2 separate regions of the Homo sapiens genome follow, and region 1 is linked to region 2. A link is an interaction called in ENCODE POLR2A ChIA-PET data of the cell type or tissue named here. Cell type or tissue: Panc1. All regions are shown on one strand. Links, peaks and the distances in the headings refer to the core of each region. The heading gives the core; the rest is flanking DNA. Region 1 overlaps SPPL2A (signal peptide peptidase like 2A). Region 2 has its middle 63 kb from the start of SPPL2A.

The links. ChIA-PET counts read pairs that join two places held together with the same protein. Peaks named below come from ENCODE experiments on the same cell type or tissue, not always from the same donor. Only the 100,000 strongest peaks of a DNase experiment are listed, where the experiment ranks them.
Region 1: POLR2A ChIA-PET joins it to region 2 with 8 read pairs; 2 of 35 experiments call an interaction of 5 or more read pairs at or near these places.

What each region holds. Positions count from the first base shown.
Region 1 is chr15:50,702,297-50,706,697 of GRCh38, reverse strand. SPPL2A (signal peptide peptidase like 2A) reads left to right here. Exons shown (of 15, transcript NM_032802.4): 15 at 1-4,401. Among named protein-coding and RNA genes, the nearest start is that of TRPM7, 18 kb to the right of the region's middle. In Panc1, for the core only: no CTCF peak of the experiment used is centred there; no DNase peak of the experiment used is centred there.
Region 2 is chr15:50,826,591-50,830,991 of GRCh38, reverse strand. No RefSeq gene overlaps it. Among named protein-coding and RNA genes, the nearest start is that of SPPL2A, 63 kb to the right of the region's middle. In Panc1, for the core only: no CTCF peak of the experiment used is centred there; a DNase peak (open chromatin) is centred at 1,952.

The DNA.
Region 1 (4,401 bases), core at 119-4,118, 120 kb after region 2:
TCTTAAGAAATTATGTATTAATACATATGGCTCATCGTTGAATACAGCATTCCTAACATTATCCCACATTCCCCCACTCCCACCCGTTATCTTTTTTTCTTCCTGATGCCCACCCCTTTTCCCATAGGTAATGATTCTTAATCTTGGTGGAGGATGTACAAAGTGCGGTTCAGAGAAAAGAATTGGCAACAACAGCAAGAGACTTGGTGTTAGTCTCAGTTTAATTACAATACAAGGAAGAGTTGAGTAATTTGCCGCATCTCAAGACCTTGTATCTCAGTTTTCTTTTTTTTTTTTTTTTTTTTTTTGAGACGGAGTCTCGCTCTGTCGCCCAGGCTGGAGTGCAGTGGCGGGATCTCGGCTCACTGCAAGCTCCGCCTCCCGGGTTCACGCCATTCTCCTGCCTCAGCCTCCCAAGTAGCTAGGACTACAGGCGCCCGCCACTACGCCCGGCTATTTTTTGTAGTTTTAGTAGAGACGGGGTTTCACCGTTTTAGCCGGGATGGTCTCGATCTCCTGACCTCGTGATCCGCCCGCCTCGGCCTCCCAAAGTGCTGGGATTACAGGCGTGAGCCACCGCGCCCGGCCATATCTCAGTTTTCTAATCTGTAAAATGAGTAGGTTAGACCAGCTAATCACTCTGGTACCTTCCAACTTGAAAAAAGTTTTTTCCCCATTCTTTGGTAAATTTTAGATGTGGCCTGAACATTCTCCTGGAAGTCAGAGGTCAAATTATCTTTCCATTTTCTTTTATTTTAGTAAGAATTTCGCAAATGACAAGTGATAACAAAGGCAGCAGGATTTTTCATTTCTCTGTAAATAATGTATAAAATATGTGAACAGAACTATATCTTTCATCTAAGGCCAGTTCAATTTATTAAAAATAAAACTAATGCCTTTTAAAATTGATCAGACCTTTGATACTTGAACTAAATTTTGCATTAGAGACTTTTTAAAAATTGTTCGCTTTTGCTGAATAAATTGCAAATAGAGAAGCTTCATTGACAGTCAGTCCCTCTCTGCTTAATGCAGTTATGGGTCCTTTCGTTTATGGCAAATGACTTACCTGACAAGAGTTAATTTTGCCTCCATTGTATCAAGTTTGAATATTTTCCAAGAAATCTGATTTATTTGGCAGACTCTGAGAGAGAGAACAGATTAAGTGCCGTTTTAAAACTCTGTATTTTCATTTATAATAATAAAATATTTGCCAAAATACAGCTGTTTTGTAAAATTATCTGCACCCTCATCCAAGCTTTATATTTAATAGCCTTAATCACATTTTATGAAGAATGTTAAAGAAAATTTTTTTTTTACTACATCGAAATGAGATAATTAATTTCTTTTTTTTTTTTTTGGAAATGGAGTCTCCCTCTGTCACCCAGGCTGGAGTGCAGTAGCAAGATCTTGGCTCACTACAACCTCTGCCTCCTGGTTCAAGCAATTTTCCTGCCTCAGCCTCCCAAGTAGACGGGATTACAGGTGCGTGCCACCACACCTGGCTAATTTTTGTATTTTTAGTAGAGACGGGGTTTCACCTTGTTGGTCAGGCTGGTCTTGAGCTCCTGACCTCATGATCTGCCCGCCTCAGACTCCCCAAGTGCTGGGATTGCAGGCATGAGCCACCGCGCCTGGCAAAATAAGATAATTTCTCAAAATAATTTGGTTTCATATAACTGGAGTAGTAATTAATATTTTAACTTCATCAACTAGATGTATCTCCTCAGTAGCATAGTAACTGGTACATCCAGAAATCTGAAATCCGAGTTACTTGATACAAATTCTACTTTATCTAACCATTAGTTATTAAGGAGGTAAAATCTTGTTCTAATTTGCTATTAAAATCTTATTGGTTAAATAGAAATAAGAAAAAGTATAATTAAGTTTCTTCATCCTCAATGTCAACTTTATATTGTAATTAAATGTGTAGCAACCAAGCTGACAATAGTGATTAAGAAATTAAAGTACAGAAATATTTTATTTGGGGACTCAAAATGAACAAAAGATAGATAAGATTAAAATTTCACTTAAAAAGCTGCCATCTCTTCCTCTCTTGCCCTCCCACCACCAATAACTTTAAGGGGAAGAGAAGCTGGTTTTTTCCCTAAACATGTCTTTAAAATAATGATACACTGTATTTATTAATTCTTGATGCAAAAAAAAAAAAGTTAGAAAATCCCTTTGAACATTTTTGTGGCTTATCAACAGAAATCACTATCTCAAATTGTAATGTAGATTACTTTTGTCTCAGTTTAGTTTAGCAAAAATAAATGTGAGGCTTGTGGGGAAAGACCTTGATATTCTAATACATTATATTTTCTTCTAGCTTGTAGATTTTTTTTTTTTTTTTTTTTTGAGACAGAGTTTCGCTCTTTTTGCCCAGGCTGGAGTGCAATGGCATGATATCAGCTCACTGCAATCTCCGACTCCCGGGTTCAAGCAATTCTCCTGACTCAGCCTCCTGAGTAGCTGGGATTATAGGCATGTGCCACCACACCCGGCTAATATAGTATTTTTAGTAGAGACGGGGTTTCTCCATGTTGATCAGGCTGGTCTCGAACTCCCAACCTGAGGTGATCCGCCCGCCTCAGCCTCCTAAAGTGCTGGGATTACAGGCATGAGCCACCGTGCCTGGCACTTGTAGATTTTTTTTTAGATTAGCAATTCCTTAGTAGAATCTGCAATTTATTTCTCTTTTAAAGAGAATTTTAACCCATCTGCTATTGGCATTCTTATATTTTACTTGTCCATAGAGATTTTAGTGAATTGATACATTTATAATAAATACAAATGAGCTTTCCAGTTTTCTTTGCTCTTTCAATTTATGCTTTAGTATAAGCAAAAATTACTATTTTTACATTTTTAAAAATTGTGGGTACATGTAGGTGTATATATTTATGGAGTGCATGAGATGTTTTGATACAGGTATGCAATGTGAAATAAGCGGATCATGGAGAATGGGGTATCCATTCCCTCAAGCATTTATCCTTTGAGTTATAGACATATTTTACATTTGAATAAAAAATATTTGAACTAAGGCCGGGTGCGGTGGCTCACACCTGTAATCCCAGCACTTTGGGAGGCCAAGGCGGGTGGATCATGAGGTCAGGAGTTTGAGACCAGCCTGACCAACATGGTGAAACCCCGTCTCTACTAAAAATACAAAAATTAGCTGGGTGTGGTGGGGCTCGCCTGTAACCCCAGCTACTCAGGAGACTGAGGCAGGAGAATCGCTTGAACCTGGGAGGTGGAGGTTGCAGTGAGTCGAGATCACACCACTGCACTCCAGCCTGGGCGACAGAGCGAGACTCCATCTCAAAAAAAAAAAAAAAAAAAAAAAATATATATATGTATATATATATATATATATATGTATATATGAACTAATTTATTTAGGCTTAATCTCTAAAATTTCAGCCTGATCTTAACCAATGAAATTTCAAAAACAAAAACTGTACTTCAGTCTACAATTGAATGGAATTCAGTGTAGACCAGTACAATGGAATGTACTGGCTGAGATGGGAGGGTCCCTTGAGCCCAGGAGTTTGAGGCTGTAGTGAGCTGTGATTGTGTCTGTGAATAGTGACTGCACTCCAGCCTAGGTGACATAGCAAGATGCCATCTCAAAGAAATATAGATATATAACATAAAATAAATAACTTTATACATTTCCTGGAGGAAAAGTACTCTGTAAATTCAAGAGATCTGAATCAAATTACTCAACCTTTTGGAATTTGATCCTCTACTGTAATACTCATATGCTAGATTACTGAATTTTCAGAGTGAAAAAAAATTGACAGGGTAATATATAGGCCATATTATAGTGAAGATCATAAGTATAAATGTCCTCGTTTAATCTTTCCATATTGAGGACAGCCTCTGCATATAAAAATGTTCATTGGGAGAAAAATTATTTTTAAAACTAAATTTTTATAGTAGTCCTCCATTACTGGCAATTAAGGAGCAACCCACAAAATGTCATTATGTGGTTCTTTGATTAGGCATAAAAAGTATTGCAAACAGCTTTTCTATTCCTTTGGAATATGAATCTTTTTAATGTCTAAAGTTAACCTGCAACATTTTCTAGTAGGACAAGTCAATGTAAATTAGGTAATTTTTGCCTGTTTTATACCTTCTGTTGCATTTTGTTCAAATGAAAACATTTTTTAAAACATGATTGAATTTTTACTTCTCAGATAATTGGTTTGAGTGTGGAATTTCTTTTTTAACACTTTGATATGTAAGTTAGTGTAAATTAATACTTTTATAACACTACTAGGCTTTATATTTTTATGGAATGTTTTAAAATTTGAAATTTTTGAAGTGTTAATTTAGCAGTACTTTATCATTATGTGCCAATACTGACAAGAAAAACAATTTTTTATGTATTTAATATACTAT
Region 2 (4,401 bases), core at 287-4,286:
AATCCCAGCTACTCACGGGCTGAGGCTGGACAATCCCTTGAACCTAGGAGGCAGAGGTTGCAGTGAGCCGAGATCACACCACTGGACTCCAGCCTGGGTGACAGAGCCAAACTCCATCTCAAAAAAAAAAAAAAAAAAAGGAAGAAGATAGGAGAAATGCACGTAACAGATTATTCCTTACAGCCCCCAGAAGGAGCCAACCCTAGCAATACCTTGATTTTGGATTTCCGGCCTCCAAAATGGCGAGAAAATAAATTTCTCTTGTTTTAAGCCACCCAGTTTGTGATTATTTGTTTTGGCAGACATAGGAAGCTACTACTGCTGATATGGGGCAGGCTCTCAAAGAAATACCCTGATGAACTGGCGTAAATGACTGTAAGTAAATAGATTCTTTTTTCTGTTAGTAAATAGATTCTTAAGTGGTTTCTGTTTGGTCATTCATTTAATCATTCATTCACTCAACAAATATCTATTTATTACATACTTGTCTCTAAAATATGACTGAGAATTTTTAGATTATTTGACACATTCTTGTCCAGGGTAAATTTGGTTACTGCTAACCCTGTAGGTGGGAGAAAGTTTACTGTAGAGATTTTGTATTTCACTTTGAAAGCTCTGTTAAATTGTCTTTTTTTTTTTTTTTTTTTTTTGAGACGGAGTCTCACTCTGTCGCCCAGGCTGGAGTGCAGTGGCGCCATCTCAGCTCACTGCAACCTCTGCCTTCCAGGTTCAAGAGATTCTCCTGCCTCAGTCTCCCGAGTAGCTGAGACTACAGGCGCGTGCCAACAAGCCCAGCTAATTTTTGTATTTTTAGCAGAGACGGGGTTTCACTCTGTTGACGAGGATGGTCTCACTCTCTTGACCTCGTGATCTGCCCGCCTTGGCTTCCCAAAGTGCTGGGATTACAGGCATGAGCCACCACACAGAGTGGTGCTTTTTAAAAGCTCTCCAGGTGATTCTAACGTGCAAACAGGGTTAAGAACCTCTGCCTTGGCTGGGCACGGTGGCTCACGCCTGTAATCCCAGCACTTTGGGAGGCTGAGGCAGGCGGATCACCTGAGGTCAGGAGTTCAAGACCAGCCTGGCCAACATAGTAAAACCCCATGTCTACTAAACATACAAAAAAAAAAAAAATTAGTCGGGCATGGTGGCGGGCACCTGTAATCCCAGCTACTTGGAAGGCTGAGGCGGGAGAATTGCTTGAACCCAGGAGGCAGAGGTTGCAGTGAGCCGAGATGACACCACTGCACTCCAGCCCGGGCAACAGTGCAAGACTCCGTCTCCAAAAAAAAAAAAAAAGAACCTCTGCCTTATATTTTTTTTTCTTTAAACATAGTTATTTTTATTCAAGTTTCATTAATCCAATTTCAGGAGAAAGTATAGTAAGCCTATTTAAACAGATTTTTTTTTTCAGTGTTTCAATATTTGACACTGAGTTGCTTATTTCCCTTGGAAATGTTTATTTTTAAATTTTATTTCAATAGTTTTTGGGGTACAGGTGGTTTTTGGTTACATGGATGAGTACTTTAGTGGTGAATTCTGAGATTTGTGTGCACCTGGCACTTGAGCAGTGTCCACTGTACCCAATATGTTGTCTTTTATCCCTTGTCCCCTTCCCAGCCTCCCCCCGAGTCCCCAAAGTCCATTATATCACTCTGTATGTTTTTGCATCCTCATAGCTTAGCTCCCATTTATAAGTGAGAACATAAGACACTTGGTTTTCCATTCCTGAGTTACTTCGCTTAGAATAATGCTCTGCCTTACTTTTAAGGATACAAGTGCATATGCTTATTATGACTGTCTCTACTGTGAAAGCAGAAATCACTGATATACCTAGAAACACATGGAGAGACATTCATTCTCTTTCTCACCATATAAAAAAAAAACCCAAACCAACACTGCTCAGCACGACACCAACTGGCTGACATAGCACATTCTTGACGACCATTATCCCAAGTTCCCTGTGAATCACTACACAGTTTTTTTTCAGTCCTCCCAATTCTCCTCCCACATGTGGTTGCAGGGAGCAGCTGTCCATTGTGCAATAGCAGTGGACTGAAAGATAGAAGACATGGATTCTAACTGCATACTGTCCCTAACTAGCTGTGAGGCATGAGGCTGGTCACTCAATACCTCTGAGACTGTAAAATAGCAATGATTTTACTGTCGGGTCTAGCCACTTCATAGGTTTGAATAAAGATCAAATGAAATATGAAAGCAATCATAAGCCATAAATTGCCATGTCAAGATAACAATATGACTATGGACTTAAGAGCCTCCAGGATAGAGCAGAATCATTCTTCTCCTTATTTTCTCTAGGTAGTCCCCTATGCACCTGCAGTTTCCCCTTCATTCTCAAGGGAAAGTATGTGCCCTCGTAGAAAAAGAGATGAAGGAAGACAGGTATATGTACAATAATGTATTTTTGCAGTGCTTACAAAAGAATACCATGTGCCCATTTAAAAAATGAGACAGTGGCCAGGCGCGGTGGCTCACGTCTGTAATCCCAGCACTTGGGAGGCCAAGGTGGGTGGATCGCCTGAGGTCAGGAGTTCAAGACCAGCCTGGCCAGCATGGTGAAACCCCATCTCTACTAAAAATACAAAAATTAGCCAGGCATGGTGGCAGGTGCCTATAATCCCAGCTACTTGGGAAGCTGAGGTAGGAGACTCGCTTGAACCTGGGAGGCAGAGGTTGCAGTGAGCTGAGATGATGCCATTGCACTCCAGCCTGGGCAAAAGAGCGAGACTCTGTCTCAAAAAAAAAAAAAAAAGAGATAGTGCTATACAACCCATACAAAACGATGTTAATGATACATTGTTAGGTGAAAAAAACTAAATTGCAGCACAGTACACAGGGTATAATCTCATCTTAAAATTACATAAAAATGTTTGGTAATGCATAAAAAATGTCTAGAAGGATACTTTCCAATCTGTTCCCACTGGGCATTAGGATTGATTGAGGGAGGGACTTTTTATTTTTACTTTGTAAATTTCTGTAATATTGAAATAGTTTTATAATGAGCACATATCATTTTCATAATTTAAAAATATATACTAAAATGTAAATTGAGGGAAAACAGATGGTGAGAGTATTACAGCCTAGGATTAGTAAAGAGTCAGAGAGTGGTCCAGGCACAGTGGCTCACACCCATAATCCCAACATTTTGGGAGGCTGAGGCAGGAAGATCACTTGAGCCCAGGAGTTCGAGACCAGCCTGAGCAAAATAGTGAGACCCTGTCTCTATGAAAAAATTTAAAATTGGTCTGACATGGTGGTGTACACCTGTAGTCCCAGCTACTTGGGAAGCTGAGGCAGGAGGATCTTTTGACCCCAGGAGATTGAGGCTGCAGTGAACTGTGATCACACCACTACACTCCAGCCTGGACCACAGAACGAGACCCTGTCTCAAAAAATAAGTAAGTAGATAATAAATAAATAAAAAGTCACAGAGTGTAATTGCCCTAAAGTTGTTCTAGTGCCTGGACCCAGGCAAAGCATGCTATAAGGGAAGCATACAGCTCTCAAAATCCATTATCAACAACCTTTGAGAATTCACAGAGAAGATTAGAGGTGACAGACGGCTCAAAATGGTTGAGGGTTCTGATTTAAAATCAGGAATTGCGAACTACAAGGCTTGAGGTTTATCACCAGGAAAAGTCTAGAATTAATTATTATTAAATATTTGGTTTGTGAACATTTAAAAATGCACGTGGTGGTCATCAGCAGATGACATAGATTCACTAAGAACAAACCATGACAAACTAACCTATTATTTTTTGTTAGGGTAACTAGATCAGTAGCTCCGAGGAGTATCATAGACTTAGTATATGTTGATTTCAGCAAAGCCGTTCATTCACAAACTCTCCTGCAGCATCATTTTGGAAAATACACACAATGCAAATTATTAAAGGATTCACAGCTGTTTACAAAATCATATTCAATGACTATACCTAGATAGATGTATCCAATAAAATAAGTGCCCATCTTTGGCCCACTTCTCTTTAATTTTTTTTTTTTTTTTTTTTGAGACAGAGTCTCGCTTTGTTGCCCAGGATGGAGTGCAGTGGTGTGATCTTAGCTCACTGCAACCTCCACCTCCTGGGTTCAAGCAATTCTCCTGCCTCAGCCTCCCGAGTAGCTGGGATTACAGGCACGTGCCACCACACCCAGCTAATTTTTTGTATTTTTAATAGAGACAGGGTTTCACCATGTTGGCCAGGATGGTCTCAATCTCCTGACCTCATGATCCACCTGCCTCAGCCTCCCAAAGTGCTGGCATTACAGGCGTGAGCCAGCATGCCCGGCCTTCTTTCATATCTTTTATCAATAACCTAGACACAGACATTGAAGGCAACCTTACCAATTTCTCGGATGACACAAAGATGAAAGGAATAACCA